2 separate regions of the Homo sapiens genome follow, and region 2 is linked to region 1. The links are chromatin loops, found by intact Hi-C in ENCODE. Cell type or tissue: heart left ventricle. All regions are shown on one strand.

The links. Hi-C counts contacts between places; a loop is a spot of excess contacts. Peaks named below come from ENCODE experiments on the same cell type or tissue, not always from the same donor. Only the 100,000 strongest peaks of a DNase experiment are listed, where the experiment ranks them.
Region 2: a loop joins it to region 1, with 2.5 times the contacts of the local background. A loop is called at or near these places in 26 of 110 quality-filtered maps.

Annotation. Positions count from the first base shown.
Region 1 is chr11:45,661,735-45,669,734 of GRCh38, forward strand. CHST1 (carbohydrate sulfotransferase 1) reads right to left here and starts at 3,888. Exons shown (of 4, transcript NM_003654.6): 1 at 3,444-3,888. RefSeq lists an enhancer at 1,077-1,730. In heart left ventricle, no CTCF peak of the experiment used is centred here; DNase peaks (open chromatin) are centred at 3,134, 3,601 and 3,927; H3K4me3 peaks cover 2,668 bases; H3K27me3 peaks cover 453 bases.
Region 2 is chr11:45,402,974-45,410,973 of GRCh38, forward strand. No RefSeq gene overlaps it. Among named protein-coding and RNA genes, the nearest start is that of LINC02687, 36 kb to the left of the region's middle. In heart left ventricle, a CTCF peak has its summit at 3,505 (motif pointing right); no DNase peak of the experiment used is centred here; H3K27me3 peaks cover 841 bases.

The DNA.
Region 1 (8,000 bases):
CCTGGAGCTGAAGCCCATCTTCCAGGAGGGGAGGAGGGAGCCCTGCCAAGGAGCAGGGAACCTGAGGGCCATGGAGGGGAGGGCTGCAGTGAGAGAGAAGGGCCGGTAAGGGAGACCGGGTAAGGCATCAGTGGCACTCAGAATCTCCCCTAGCTGCACTCCTCAATGCTGCTGAGGCAGGCACTGGGGCGGGGAGCCCCTCACCCTGCCCCAGCAGGCAGGACAATAACAGATCAGCAGCTGCTCAGGCTGGAGCCCCAAGCCTGTCCAGACTCTCAGGGCATGCTGGGAACAATTGAGCACTAGAGGTTCTAACTTGGGGTTAGGAGAGTGTGCAGGATCTGTTACCTTTCTGAAGAGCTCCCTGTCCCTCTCTGGCTGATCAAGAGGAAGACAGATGCTTCTCCAGCCAGATGAACCAGCCTCTCTAGGATCAGGGACAGTGGCCTGCCCCACCCCAACCCCTTTACTCTGTCACAGAGGGCCACCATCTCTGCCTGGACCTCTTCTGCTCCTCTCCATCTGCCTCAACCCCTAGGGGCTCCAGGGCTGACCCCTGCCTTTAGCGGGAAGGCTGAGGCAGGGAGCTGCCTGTCCATCTGGATTTACTCCCACAAGGCTCCTAGACAGGTAGGGTCTGAACAAAACCCAGGGCTGCCTAGCACTGTGCCAGGCCCTCAGGAACCTGAAACAAATGCTCCGTAGAAAAAAATGGCTGGCTGCTTCCCAGCGGGGGGTGTGCCGGGGCCGCTGGGGAGAGGCTGTTTCAAAGCAGGAGGCCAGCCCAGCAAGATGTCAGGACCACCTGCTGGGACCTAGGGTAAGGATCTAGGTGAGCATGCTTGGGGAGTTTCTTCCAATGTCCTGACTTAATTCCTAGGAATGATGCTTTGGAACACTTACTATGGCACCATTCTAAGTGTGTCTCATATATTACTGCATTTGACCTTCACAACAATGCTATCAGGTCGGTGTTATTTTCTCCATTTACAGAGGGGAAAACTGAGGCAGGGAGAGGTAGCCATGAGCCCGGGCACCTAGCCAGAAGGTCCGTGGGAGAAGCAGCAGCCTGCCAAGAGTCACAGCAGCAGCTGAGCGGCATCCAATGGCAGGACCCCAGTGGGTGGGGAGAGACAGCCCCTCTGACAGGGAGGCCAGAGCCTTGCCCACCCCTCACAGTCCCCACCGAAGGGAGTTGGTCCAAGTCCCGCCACACTTGTGGAGCCTGGTTTTACTATATGTTTCCCTTCTCCCCCACCACAGCCGCTACACCGAGTCCTCTGAACAAGTCTGTTTCCATGGAAACCATACAGTGACTCAGGGCTTCGGGACCTTCTCTGAACCAGATTATGAATATCAAATGCTCCCTCCCCACACCAATGCAGAGTGGAGTTGGGAAAGTAAAGAGAGATCCACAGCGGGCAAGGGAGGGAGACAGAGGGGTAGGCAAGGGGAATCTAGTAGGGCATGAACCTGGCCCCCAGGGAGGACCTGGCACTTGAGCCCCTCCTGCAGACTCAGTGGAACACAGAGGTACTCCTCCTCCGATGCGGCCTGACACACACCCCTCTATCAGTGTCGTCAGCACCACCCTTGCCCAGGAGCTAGGGCCCTGTCGGCAAGGGTTGGGGGGAGAGTGGTCAGGGGGATACATCCCTCTCCCAGCAGGGGCCTGTGACTCACAGAGATGGCTCAGGGGCCAGGACAGAGGGAAGCTTGACTTTGGATGTTGGGGAGGAAACCCCTGGCCAAAAGCATTGCAACTACTCAGCAAAGAGGGAGATTTGGATTTTAGGGAAAATGCGTTTCTGCTTTGAGATGGGGAAGCCGGGTGTTGAGTGAAGGGGGCTGGGGGTGGCACCTGGCCATGATTTTGAAGACCCAGCAGAGTTTGGGGGATGATTAGCAGAGACTTGCTCTCCCTGGTGCCCCTCCCCTCCCCACCCCATCACTGTGAAGCATCCTGGCCTAGGGCTGCTCACCGCCAGGATGAGGGACTGGCAACAGGAAAATCAAAGGTGCCATGCCAGGCTCCTGGCCTCCTGCAGGGGTTCAAGGCTCAAGGGCAAATCCACCCATTCCTTTCCCCAGCAGCTCCCTAAAGACCCGGTAGGGAGGGGAATTGAATAGGTTGGAAGCCTGATACCTCCCTGGTGAATGTGATGTGTGAGTCATGACGATGAAAGCACTTTGAAAAAGAAACAGGGTCATCATGATGCCTGGAAGTGTCCCCACTGCTGAGGACAGGAGCCTGGGAACTGCCTGCCCAGGTAAGGTCTCTGCCTGAGACAGCAGGCCCCACTGCAAGGGGCTGAGGAACCTCTGGAGGTAGACACCTGGCCCACTCGTTCCCACCTGCTTGCCTCTGACGTCCCTGTGCTGGTCAAAGCAGCTTCCTCCCAGCCAGGGTGCCTGACTCCTGCGCCCAAGCCTGCCCCCAGCTCCTCCCACCCCTCCAGAAGTTGCTGGACTGAATTTCTGTCCTTGACTGGACAGCCACCTCCCCTGCCCCAGCCTCCAGCTCCCTGTCAATGGCCGGCCCAAGCCCGTCTTCAGGCACCTGGACCCTAGGAGTGGCCCTTCCTAGGGAGTCCGCTGCCGAAGAGCAGTTTTAAGTCCACCAAGAGGAAGCCGGCCCCAGAGCTGAGGAAGGCAGTCCTGTGAAAGGGCAGGCCCGGGGTGGGGGAGGGGGCACACCTGAAATCAGGCCAAGGTGCCACTCCAGGACGACCCCCGGGTCTTACCTTCCTCAGGCAGCCTGGCCTTTTAACGCCCAGCATCCCAGCTAGGGTTACTCTGGGCTGTTACCGCGAAAGCCAGCACTGGGTCCCTGGAGCCTGGGAGGGGCTGATCCCCGGGTCCTACCCAGAGAAGAGCGGGAGGGTTGTTCCGGCTTTCCGTGGTGGGCTCTGCACCATCCGGCGGCTCCGGCCCCACAGGGGCCCAGCTCATCGCAGCGGTCTGGGTGCGGAGGCCGGGCCAGGGCTGGGAGCAGGAAGCAGGGAGCGGCGCCCCCGCCTCCGGGTGCAGCTGGGTTTGGAAAGTTGGTGCGGGCGCGGGGACCTCAGGGTCTCAAGGCGCCTCCGCAGACCCGAGCCAGGCGGGTCGTGGGACGGTGAGCCCGGAGCAGCCCCTGAGTGCGCTCCGCAGCGGAGGGGAGCCAAGCGCCTCGGGGGCCACCGCGCGTCTCAAGTTTGCTGCCCTCCTCGAATGGGGGCAGGGAGGGCTGAGGTGATCGCGGCGCTCACCGGCCACCAGCCCCGGCAGCCCCTTCCTGCGCCCAACACGCCGCCGTTCCTCGCCGCCGCCACCCCTCCGCTCACCGCCGGTAGCTGCTGTCCCCGAGCGGAGGGGCGTCTCCCACCGCGCCCGCGCCCCTCCCGGCTGCTGCGGCGGAGTGTCCGCTCCCGCCCGCCCCGGAGCCCGCGGGGCCCGGCCAATACCTGGTCGGGGACGCGCCGGGAGCAGCTGCAGCGCCCAGCGCCGGCTCCATCCTCGGGTCTGGAGTCAGGGTCGCCGGGGACCCGCGGGTGGCGGCGGCGGCAGCAGCCGCGGCGGCATCCTCCGCCTCCCGCGCCCTCCTCCTCGGCCTCCCTCCTCCCTCCTCTTCCTCCGACTCCGCGCGCGCCTCACGGGCCCCTCTTCATGGCCCGGGGGCGCGAGCCCGGGGCGGCTCGAGCAGCTGAGTGCGTTCTCTCCGGCCGGACGCGGGACCCGGGGCCGGGGCTCAGGGACCCGAGAGATGCCGGGACAGGGGCCGGGACCCGGAGCGCCGCAGCCCCGGGCGCCGGAGGAGAGCAGCAGCCGCAGGCACCAGAGCCTCTCGGAGCGCCCGCCCGCGTCCCCGAGCCAAGAGCAGCGGCGGCAGCGGCGGCTACAGCTCCGAGCGAGCGGCAGGCGCTGCGGTCCCGGCTCCACCCCCGAGCCGCCCGCCCCTTCTCCTCCCCACCCCTTCGGCGCGCGCCTTCCCGCCCCCCGCGCCGCCCCAGCCGCGAGCGCCCTGGACACCCACTCCGCAGCCAGGCTCCGGAGCCCGCCCCCACCCACCCGCCGGGGGCAGCCACGCCCACCACCCGGACTTCGGGCGGCCGGCGGGCAAGGGCACCGGCTGTCTCTGGCACCTCTCCGCGTAGCCTCCCTTCCCCTTACCCCCGAGGGCGCTGCTGGCCGGGCCGCCAAAGCCTTTCGCCCCCCCAGCGCCCCTCGCCGCGGAAGTCCTGCTGGAGTCCCAGCCTGGCCCCTGGCCCAGCTGTCCTTTACCTCTTGCCCAGCCAGCGGCACAGAGGGACTTCAGAACCCAGAACTGAAGCCAACCATCTCTGTGTGCAATACCCTGACACACACCCCTAGCCTTTCCTCCTTCCCCGCCCCTCTGCTTCTCAAGTGTGGGGATGAATCATTTGTCCCCGCTGCAGTTGTCCCTCTTGGGCAGGGTCAGGGGGTGTCTTAATGGGACCTTAGAGTGGGTTTGCTGGCTGACCGTCTTCTAGGCCGCTCCTCCACACTGCCCACCTTCTTCCTACCAGACTGCCCCTGGCTTTCTAGGTGGCAATCTGGAGCCACCACTGCTTTTATGGATGAGGGATGGGGACAGAGCTGGCCAGCCGAGCACCTTGGGCCTGTATCCTCTGCACAAATATTGACTGAGCATCTTCCACAGGCCTGGCCTTCATGGGCACCAGGGACTGGTTGATGAACCTCTCAGAGTGGAGTGGAGGAGAAGCAGGGTGCATGAGCAGAGCAATATCATGTGATCAGTGGCCCCTGGGCTGGAGAGGACGGCCAGGAGTCCCAGCTCTGCCACCACATCTGACATGACTGAGGCTGCCCACCCCAGTGGCCTGTTTCCTCATCTGGAGACTAGGAAGGTGCTTTGTCTGGCTGAACCTCTGATGCTCCTCAGTTCTGACCAAATGGTTATTTCTGAAGCAGAGGAACAGTCAGCCTTCATCTCCACCTGGAATCTCTGATTCCCGACTATAGCTCTCCATCACTCCTGGACTGGGGCGCAGAGAGCAGTGGATGGCTTGAAAACTCCAGGCATTCTGGGAAAGCCTCGTCCCCGATGTATGGGCAAGCAGCTGCTGCCTCCATCCCACACAGTGAAGCACAGCAGAATGGTTAGCACAGCAGTTTCCTGGGTCAGAGGAACCTGCTGTGTGTTTGCTGGGTGACTTTGTGTGAGTGATCAGCCTCTCTGCGGCTCAGTTTCCTCATCCAGAAGACAGAGGTACTGATCCTCACCCTGTAGGGGTGTTGTGAACACTGGATGGTAATGTGTGTAGAGCATTCAGCAGTGTCTGGCAAGGGGGTGAGTACTTAATAATTGCACATTGTTGCGTTCAGGGTAGCCAGGAACAAACATTCACTCACTCGCCAAGAGGAGAACATGACAGCTGCACTTCCCTGGAGGACTGGGCTCTCGGGTCATCAAGAAGGTCTCCCTCTCTCCACCCAGAGCAGATGGTATGAAGGCCCTTGCCCCAAGGGTCCCACTAGACCAAATGGTCATTTATCTTGGTCACAATTGCAAACTCATAACTATAAACTCCTCTCCCCCATCTCCACCCCCATCAAGCTGGAGGGGCTAACAGCACCTTCCAGTGCGCATTCCTGTAGCCACAGCACCTGGGATGGCAGAGTCAGTCCTCAGTCCTGACTCCAAGGCTACCAAGTCTGTTTCTCCACCTGCCTTCCCCCTCCCCACCCCCACCCAGGGAGTGGCAGCGTACTGAGATGCCTAACAAGAGTGGTGCTGACCTTCCAAAAGCTAAGACTTCATGTTTCCAAATCGTGACTGTCCCTCTATAAAAAACCAAGCTCTAATAGCCTTGGGCTGAGCCATCAGAACCTTCCTTTTCACCCAGAGTTAATCCCTCCCCAAGTTTTCAGGCTGACGAGAATAGTCAGGGTTTAGAGAAAGCTTTCTCTATCTTGCACTACCAGATCCAGCGCCTCATTTTTCAAATTCTGGTGTATTTCGGGTAGAGAGGAGGGAAAAGTACATCTGGCTGACATGAAAAGATTGGTGTGGTTGTAATGTAAAGACAGAGTGGAATTTGGGAAATTTTTGAAGAACATTTAAACTCTAAAAATAGACAAAAGACCCGCTCTCAGAAACACTAGGATTCTGTCTCCCATTTCCTGGAATCCCCCACTTGACAAACATGGGTGTTTTAGGAGTGCCTATGGTGTGGATTGCACTGTGACAGGTGCCGTGGGGAAAAGGGGGAGGGGGAAACAGAAGCAAAGGGCTTGTGCTCAAGGAGTTTGGATCCTACACAATGAAGCAGCAAAGAAAAGTCACTACAAATACAATCAAATACAAAAAAATTTAGCCTTGGAAGTCAGAGGGAGGTGGACCCTTGGAGGGCCATTCAGGGAGGGCTTCCTGGAGGAGGAGAGAGTTGAACTGAGGCTTAAGAGATGGTTGGAATGTAAAAAGGCAGAAGAGCAGGAGAGCCTGTGAAAGGAAACAGCAGCTGGGTGGGCTCATTTATGGGACAGGAGGGAGATTAATATTAGTGGCTAATGTTTGAGGTCTCAAGATGGGCCAGGCACTGTGCTGTTGGCTTTGTGTGAATTATTTTATTTAACTCTCAAAATAACCCCTTGAAGTAACCAATGTCATTCCCGTTTTACAGATGAGGAAACTGAGAGCTGAAAAGTTTAAGCAACTTTCCCAAATTTACAGAGCTGGTGAGCAACAGCGCGCCACAGCAGTCTGGCTTCCACATACCTGGGCACTCTGCTCTGCCACTCTGGCCAGGCTGACTCTAGTGGGGGCACCTGCAGGGAGGAGCTGGAGGTCAGGCAGTCTAGGGAGGCCAATGGCAGGTGGCAGGGCCTTCAGAAGCCCTCAGACAGAGGCATTTCCTGAAATGCAGCCCTCTGGCCTTCCTAGGGAACTCTAAAATGAGATATTCCCTCTTCTCTCGTCTGCATGCAGGTCCCTGAGGTATTTGGAAATTTGTTAAGGGATCTGGGGGGCTCAAGATTCTGGCTTTTTAATATCTTTCAACTGTCCATGTGGAGGCGATCTGTGCCACCCACCTTGTTATTTCAGTCTGTTCTGGGAGATGGATGGCCCAGGCTCTGATTTAAGATCTGCCGCGGCGATCCTCAATTTCCCATGTCTCATGGGGGACAGTGACAAGGCAGCAAGCACACGGAAGACGGCTTAGCTGTGCCCAGACTCCAGGCCCAAGAGCCCACAGCACCTGCAGAAAAAGTTCCAACCAGAAAAACCTGGGCAAAAACAGACAGGCCCAGCAGACCTTTCCCGCAGGTGATGTGGAAACCCATTCATAATAGAGCCGGAGGGGCCCCAGAGGTGAGCTGAACCAACTCCCGTATCTCACAGCTGGGCAAACTGAGGCCCAGAGAAGTTGCGTGACTTACCCAAGGCCATGCAGAAGTGAATTGAGCCTCCAACTGCGTCTCCTTTTTCAGGAAAAGCCCTCTTACTTGCCTCCTATCCCCCACTTCTGCCCTGTTCTGGATGAATTCCTCTTCTGGATGAATCAACCTCTTTGTTGTTGAAATAAAACAAAAAGGTGGGGGCCTTACTTCTGCCAGCCACTGTGCATATGATCCCATTTCCTCCTCTTACCATCCCCATGGGTCAATGGGTCTGAGGTTGCCAGGCTTTGCCAGCTCATGGATTCGGAACACCGCATCTCACTGAAACCCCTTTCCTGCCCCACCAGGTCCTCCAGCCAAAGCCCCTTGAAAAGCTACTTCACCTAGAAGGGTTTCTGTAAATCCCTCAAAGGGACATTAAGTTACTCCCAGACCAACCTGTCACCTGCATTCACCTCTAGCATGTTCTCCGTTCCTGCTCTAAGAAACTGCCAGAGGCAAAGCAGCTACTTAAAGGAGTGCCTCATCCTAGCCTCACCAGGCTTCCCTCATTATGTCCCTTGTTGGGGAGCTAATGTTCAGGCCAAGGGACAAGCCCTGATGCTCCCATAGCTCCAGGCTGAGGCCACCAGAAGCAG
Region 2 (8,000 bases), 260 kb before region 1:
ACCAGGTCAGGCATTTGAGACCATCCTGGCTAACAAGGCGAAACCCTGTCTCTACTAAAAATACAAAAAAAATAGCCGGGCGTGGTGGCGGGCGCCTGTAGTCCCCGTTACTCGGGAGACTGAGGCAGGAGAATGGCGTGAACCCGGGAGGCGGAGCTTGCAGCGAACCGAGATCGCGCCACCTCACTCCAGCCTGGGCGACAAAGCGAGACTCCGTCTCAAAAAAAAAAAAAAAAAAAAAAAAAAAAAAAAAAAAAGAGTGAATATTGGAAGGGATCTAATTATAATTCAATAGTGCTGTCATAATAATGGACAACATTTGTTCAGAGCTGAGGTGGGAAAATGGAGTTTTCTATATTTAAAAAGAATCTGTTTTCTCTATTTTCTGTGAAAGATGCTGCATTCATTACTCGTGCTTCCTACCAGTATAACGGTATAATGGCATGCTTGAGAAACAAGTTAGGACATCAGTCTGTGTGTTCTGTAGTCTGGATTCTTTTTTTTTTTTTTTTTTTTTTTTTTTTGCCTCCTTGGTGTCTGCTCATTTTTCTAAGATCCAGATCAGCTATGGGCAAATTCACTGGGAATAGGATAAAGTGAAGGTCTTCTTTTTCTTTTCTCAGTGGACTAAAAAACTCTTAAGTGTTTCTTTTGTATTCAAACCCAAAACTGGTACAAAGTCCATTAAGAGAAGCCACAGCTGCAGAACATACTTTCTTCCCATTGTCAATGTCTTATTTCTTCCCTCAAGATTCACTTTCTGTATAGTCACCTCGAGGAATGACTCACTGAAGACATTAGGGATTGGGGAACTGCCATCCCCTCCTAGATTACCCAGACCAAATACTGCTTTTTCCTCAAATGCTTTCTCCTGCCATATAGTTTTGCTCTGTTTTAACTCTATAAGGGGAGCCACCAAAAACAATAGGCAGACTATCTTTACCTTGTGTTGATTAAAAGGTATCATTAATATGGGGAAAATGAGGACAACAGTTTGTTTCTGGAATACTCTTTGTTCTTTTATAGAGCTGCAGAGTGATCTGTTATAGAGAGACCCTCTAATTTAGCCAGTCCCCTATTGCTGGATATATAGGTTGTTTCCACTCTTTATCAGCATAAATCTTTAAGTTTAAATAAATCCTCTTCTTCCTCATTCACTCTTGACAGCACTTGTTTAAAGGGGCAAATGGTCTTGTTCAGTTGCAACCTCTGCTCCATCGCTACAGCTCCATGCTTCTTGAAGACACAGATCCTCTTCCCTTCCTCCACCTCTTCTAATACCCTCCCATCCCCAATTCCAGAAATCTCCAGGAGTCAACCTTGACTCCTCCATCTCCCTCCACTCCCACGCCCAGTACGTCCACTTTACTTCCACAGCACAACCCTATGCAGCTCACTCCTTCCCCATCACCATCCTCCTGAGTCCAAGGCTCCATCAGATTGGGCTGGGACCATTGCAGTAAACTCCTCTCCTGTTATGGAAATCAGACTGGGTCACTACTCTACCTGAAGCCATCGATGGCTGCCTAGTGCTCAGGAGATAAAACCCCCAAATCCTCACCACCACCCTGTCTCATCTCCATCGCTGTCCCCCTGCTCATTTCCTTATGATGACCTATCAAGCTCTGTCCTGTCTCCAAGCAGTTGCACAAACTGTGTCTTCTGCTTGAGCACCGTCCCCACCACAGACACCCTCCTGCTCCCCCTGACTCTCACTTCCCTGAGTCTCAGCTTACACAGCACTTCCTCACACAGGCCATCCCTGCCTCCTGTCTGAAAGTGCTCGCCCATCCAAAGCTCTCATCCCCATGGCTTGTCCATTTCCTTACATCATACATCATCATGTGTAATTACATAGTTGTTTATTTGTCTGTTTAATATCCATCTCCCCTACTAGAATATAAACTGAGGGCAAAGATGTGTGTCTTATTCACTGCTCTGTCCCTTGTCCTTCTTAGGGGACCTGACTGGTGTTTGTCAAATGAATGAGTGTTTGTGGGCCCCTGTTCTTTGCCAGCCCTTGTGCTCAGTACTGGGCATCCAAAGTTTAATAGGACCCACTGACTGCCCACCTAAAAAACAGAGATTTGCACCTTCCTGGTAATACGACCCAAGAAAGAAGAGTTAACTCTACCACAGAGAAAGTCTGGAAGGATAAGGGACATTTAATCAGTGAGGAAGAAGAGAATGGGCATTCCAGGCAGAGGGTACAGCATCAGCAAAGATCTGGAGACACCCAGCCTATGGTATGTTTGGGAGCTCGTATAGACCCAGGGAGCTGGAACACAGAGTATGCAGTAAGATGGGATGAAGTGATCTGGGAAATTTCACCGAAGTCCTACTGTGATGGGTCAAGGAGTTGCAATATTTTTGTTGTTTTCTATTTCTTTGTATCCCTAGACTTTCCCTCAGTACTGGACATACAGTAGAAGCTCAACAAAAAATACTAGATGTAACCCGATGAGACTAGATGTTCCTTCTGCTGTTAATGAAGAGGAAACCAACAATTCTAGATTCAAAAGTGACTTTCCTTGCGTCCTCTTCTGTCAAATATTTTGGAAATCCCTGTATTAGTCAGGGGAAGCTAAGCTGTAGTAACAGAGACCCCCTTTGCAAAATCCAGTATCTTAAAGAAAAATAATTATTTCTCTCTTTTACAATAGTTTTGGGCAGGTAGCTGATTTAGGGTCTCAGGTTCCTTCCATCTGTTTCTCCACAATTCCCCAGGGTATTTTGAACCTCTCTGTGGGTGAAGCTGGGTCTCACCCATGTCCTGGTTGTAGGCAGGAGGAAGGAGAAAGAGATTGAGATGGAGGTGGGCCCATTGTCTTAAAGGCTCCGGCTTGAATGGGGCATGCATCACTTGTGCTCACATCCCATTGGCGAGAACTTGACCTAACTGCAAAGGAGACTGTGAAGTGTAATCTAGCTGGCCAGCCAGGTGCCATAATTTTACTGCTCTGGAGGCAGGAAAGCATGGAATTTGGTAGACAGTGAGCCAGAGGAAGTCACTGTGGCAGCCTCCAGTTCACCATCATGGAGGAGCAGGTGGCCAGGTGCATGGCCTTTGCATGACTCCAGGTGCCCCATGCGTCTATCCCCCAGGGAGTGAGCCCTGAGCTCTGTTCACTGCCCCCAGCTATGAGGGAGAAGATCTTGGGGTTCCTCTGACCTCTGTCTGCCTGGTTCTTCTAACAGGGCTCTCTGTGGTAGGGCCTCTCCTCAGCCTTTCTCCTGTCTTTCATTCCTGACTGGTGATGACCCTGGTCCAGACCTGGACTTGGCCCTCCTGCTCTGAGAAGAGCCTTGGTCAGCAAATAAACACCTGGGGCCACATTCTAGTGGCCCACAGGGACTGTGGAACTGCAGAAACTCGTTTTAAGTGCTTGAGAAGTACCTTATATGATATAGAAACAAGCCATTAATTGCAAATCATTATTTTCCTGTGATTCTTACAGTTCCCCAAAGACTATCTGCCAATATTGCAGTAGCCCAATAGGGGTCACTGTATGTACCTAAAAGTAATAAACCTGCATTTTAAAATCCTGTAATCTAAATTCAACTTTTATTGGACTTTTATTACAAATAGTATAAAATCTCATTAATATTAAAATTAACGATAGCTAATATTTATTGAGCACTCACTGTGTCAAGCACTATATAGCACCTCAGAAGCAATCTCTCACTTAATTCTTACTACTCCTAGTGTGGAACACTGGGGGTTCGCATTTCAAATGCAGAAACTGAGGCTTAGTGAGGTTAGATGGCTTGACAAAGGCCACACAGTTAATATAGAGCAAAGCCATAGCCAGGCACAATGGCTCATGCCTGTAATCCTAGCATTTTAGGAGGCTGAACTAGGTGGATCAGTTGAGCCCAGGAGTTCAAGACCAGCCTGGGCCACATGGTGAAACCCCATCTCTCTACAAAAAAAAAAACAAAAAAAAAAAACAAAAAAAAAACACTTAAAATTAGCCGGGGCATGGTGGCACACACCTGTAGTCCCAGCTACTCGGGAAGCTGAGATGGGAGAATCACCTGAGCCCCAGAGGTCGAGGCTGCAGTGAGCAATGATTGTGCCACTGCACTCCAGCCTGGGCATCAGAGTGAGACCCTGTCTCATATAAAAGAAAAATAAAAAGAGCAAAGCCAGGATTTGACTCCATTTCTGCCTAACTCCAGAGCCTTAGTTCACCATGAAGCTGCTAGCCTAAGCAACATGAAAGTGACTTTCACTGAAAGCTGCATGGCACTCCACAGCTTCTCAATCCTTGCAACACCCCTGGTTTACCTCTATTCCCATTTCAGCTGAGGAAACGAGGTGCAGGAGGTCAAATACACACAGTAGGGAGCCATTCTTGTTGGCCGTCTGCCCCTGCATAAAGCAGGGGTCACCCCTGCCCTGGAGGGACAGCTCTCCTACGTGGGTGGGCAGCATCCTCAGACCCTTGGACCTTTCCACACTGCTTGGAAGGGAACCGATGGCCACTCTCCTTCCTGAGAGAAGCCAGCAGGACCTTGCTGCCCCATGATGATGCTGTCAGACCCTCCTCCCTCTGACTCCTCCCCAGGCCTTGCCACCCTCCCCTTGCCACCCTCCCCTCCCCTTGCTGGTCCAGGGCTGAGCCTTTATCCTTATCCTGGCCCCTATCTTGCTCTTTCCTCCACCCTCTTCAATCAGCACCTTGATCTTTGTAAACTGCTAGTGAACCTGATAATGTCACCTTCTGCCTAGAAACCTTTCATGTTCCCAATACCCGCAGAGTAAAGCTGCTGCCTGGCACCTAGGTCACCTAGCATGATCTGGCTTTGCCTCTGTTCCTGGTTTTTGTCTACTACCTCATCTGCCCCCTTCCCGCCAGCCCAATGGGTGCTCCCCAGCTACAGATAAAAAGAGAGAAGGTGGTGGTGGGGCCTGGAGACAAATTCGGAAAATTCTGTATTCTCCATGCCTTCTTGAAAAGTGACCATACATGCATATTAGTAAAGGCTCTGAAACCCTGCAGAGCAACGTGTTAAACTTTTATTCAACCTAATAGTCTCCATGTTTATTTGACCACAGAAGACACAGAAATCCATGTTAACATCGTGCACAGCAGCCACTTTGAAAATGCCCCTGTTTCCATATGGGACCACATTCCCTGCCCTTCATTTTGCCTCCCCACCCTCAACTCTCTGACCATCTCTCCCTGTTGAAATGTTTTAAGGCCCAACACAAAAGCCTCATTCCCCATGAAACCTTCCTGATTTCGCCCCAACTAGAGTGCTCTCCTCAACCTCAGCATTAGATTGGGCCTCTCCCTGAACTTGAACTGTAAAGTCAGCCAGAATGTGGGGTCACACGTGGTCTTTTGTCTTCTCCCTGAACATTGGGTGTCTTAAGGAAAGGGATTAAATTTTAGTTCCCTCTTCATATCTCAAACAGGGCCTGTCTCATTACAGGTGCCCTGGAACAGTCATTGAACAAGAACTGGAGAAGGAGATGCAACCTGTGAAAGGCAAAGTCTCCACCTTCTTCCACACAGCCCAGCTCTGGTTCCCACAGTCACCACTGTGGAGGGTCAGCCTGGCTCCCCAGCCCCAGAGTGGCCTGGCCTGACTCACTGATCATGCAGACAGGATGTCAGGATTCCCTGGAAGCTCAGGGGCAGGCCATAGGGACTCCACTTGCCACCCTGACTGACTCAATGTGTCCAGTCTGAGTGTCCCCTGAAGAAATACATCATCTGCCATCTGAGGGCAGGCAGCCAGGCACTGACCTAGGATCAGGCCTTCTCACTTGTAGCTGGCTGCCTCCATCCTTTTGAGCTGGGAAGTTGTGAAGAATTTGTTAAGAACCAGAAAGAACTTGTTTTGGGGACCACAGGCACGTGTCAGACCCAGGTCCCAAAGCCCTGGGCTTGCAGAGCCAGGTGGGCTGTGGGAATGAGACATGGCAGGGGCAGGGTTCCTGCTGAATTGGGAGAGCCCTGTCCAGCACCAGCCAGTGAAGCCCGGTGAGTTAGCACCCAGGAAAGCCAGACCTTCTGATTTGTATGTCAATCTCCTGATATTGAAAAATCGGCTCAAGACATTTTTTGACCCTGAAAGGTAAAGAAAACCAGGCAGCTGGTCCAACCTGTCCTGTGGCTGTCGGCTTGACCTTTGTGTTAGGTTAGCATCATACCAAGCCAAGTGCACAGGTCAAGGTGTTGTGTGAGATGCAGCTCATCTGGCACATGGGGGTGGGCATTTCAAAGTCACGGTTGAGTGGATGAGTATGTGAAAGCTGCGTATCCGTCATGGATTAAGTAAACAGTGTCGAATGTCAGGAGCCATATCCGAGTTTCATTTTTACAATCATGTCAGCATCGGGTGCAGGTTGCTCATGTCGGAGGCAGGCACGAGGTACGCACATCAGCCATATGGTAGGTGCTGCTGTGTGTTACATGTGTATGTCGGTATCAGGTGTGGGGCCTCGGTTCACATGCTCATGTAAAGCGTGCCTGGCAACCTGTCTGGTACCCAGCCCCTCCTCCCAGCACCCCACTCCCCTCTCACAGGAATGGCTGCCTCTCCTGCTCAGGGCCTGTCCAGGTGACATAGCGGAAGCCCCTGCCTTTCATCTCCAGCCCCATAAGGTTGGGAGCCCCAAGCACATCCCAGCTCAGGGAATAAAGAGGCCCCTTTGTCGGACGCTACAGCAGACTCCCTGGTCCCCTCCTCCAGCCCTACCTCACCTATCCGTGTGCCCCACTGACCACAATCGCACTCGACCTGAGTCATGCTCCCTGGAGAAGGGGCCTGATGTCATCGAGAGCTGGCAGAGGAGAGGCATAGACAGGCTGCTGCTGTTAAAAATGACACCTCTGCAGGCTGCTGTGATACTGTGTGTGGGCCAGCTCTGTCCTCTATCTTCTCCTCTCCCTGTGGCACTGCCCTAGCAGGGCCTGCCTGCATTGCTCATTGCTCCAGGCTTTATGTTTGGAGAAGAGAGAGAGAGAGATGAACTGGGGCCCAGGAAAATATGCAAGTGGGGGCTGTGCATGAGGACCATGGCTCTGCTGCTTACCAGCTCTGGGAGCTTGAGCAAATTGCTTAAGCTCTTCTTGCCTCAGTTTACTGCTCCGTAAAATAGGGATGGGATTGTTGTGATGGTGAGAAAAGAGCTTGTCTGTGACCATGCCTGGCACAGGCACACAGTAAGCTCAATAGATTGATCAAATATTCTCTTTTCTTTCTGGCGACTGGCAGGTCCGCATTCCAGGAAGAGGGCAGAAAGAAGTGGGAAGACTGTGCTTCTCTCTCTCTCCCTGTCTTTCTCTCCCTCTCTCATTTCCTCCTTCCCTTCCCTTTCCTCAGAGCAACAGAATGACCTGTCTCTCAGAATGAGCCTGGGCCCAGGGAGCTACATTCCCAACCTGCCTCTGAAAGGCAACCCTGGAGGGCAGGTCCTCTCAGCAGGCTTGGACACCCTCTGTCCCTCCATCTTCTCCCTTTAGGTTCAGACCAAGGCTGCGCCCTCACCCAATTGCCTTTATTCTGAACCTGCTGCAAGACAAGCTTCCATCTTCTGCAGGAATAAGTATGGCTGGAAAAAGTGCAGGCCAAGGAGTCAGCCCTGCACCTCCCTGGCCAGGGGCACTGCATACATTCCTGGCCTGGTGACTTCACGCATCTTTAGGGCAGGAAGAGTACCCTGGCAGGGCTGTTAGGAGGACTTGCTGAAATGACATTCTTAATGCTGCTAGTTCAGAGGGCTTTAGTCCACGTCCTTCACTCCTATAAATTTCCTTTCACTCTGTGCAAAGTGCAGAGGTTGTCAGGCAGCAGCTTCAGAGCCCCTGACTCCCCTGGGGCATGGTGGCCCTCACTGGATCTGCTTCCTCCCTCGAGGTGGGGGCCTTCCCTGTCTGTCTGTGAGTACCCTGGTCAGCATGTGGGTCTGTCTCTTGTCCGATTTCCCTTCCCTTGTCCTTATCACCCCTCCCAACCCGACCCCCGACCAGGACAATGCCAAG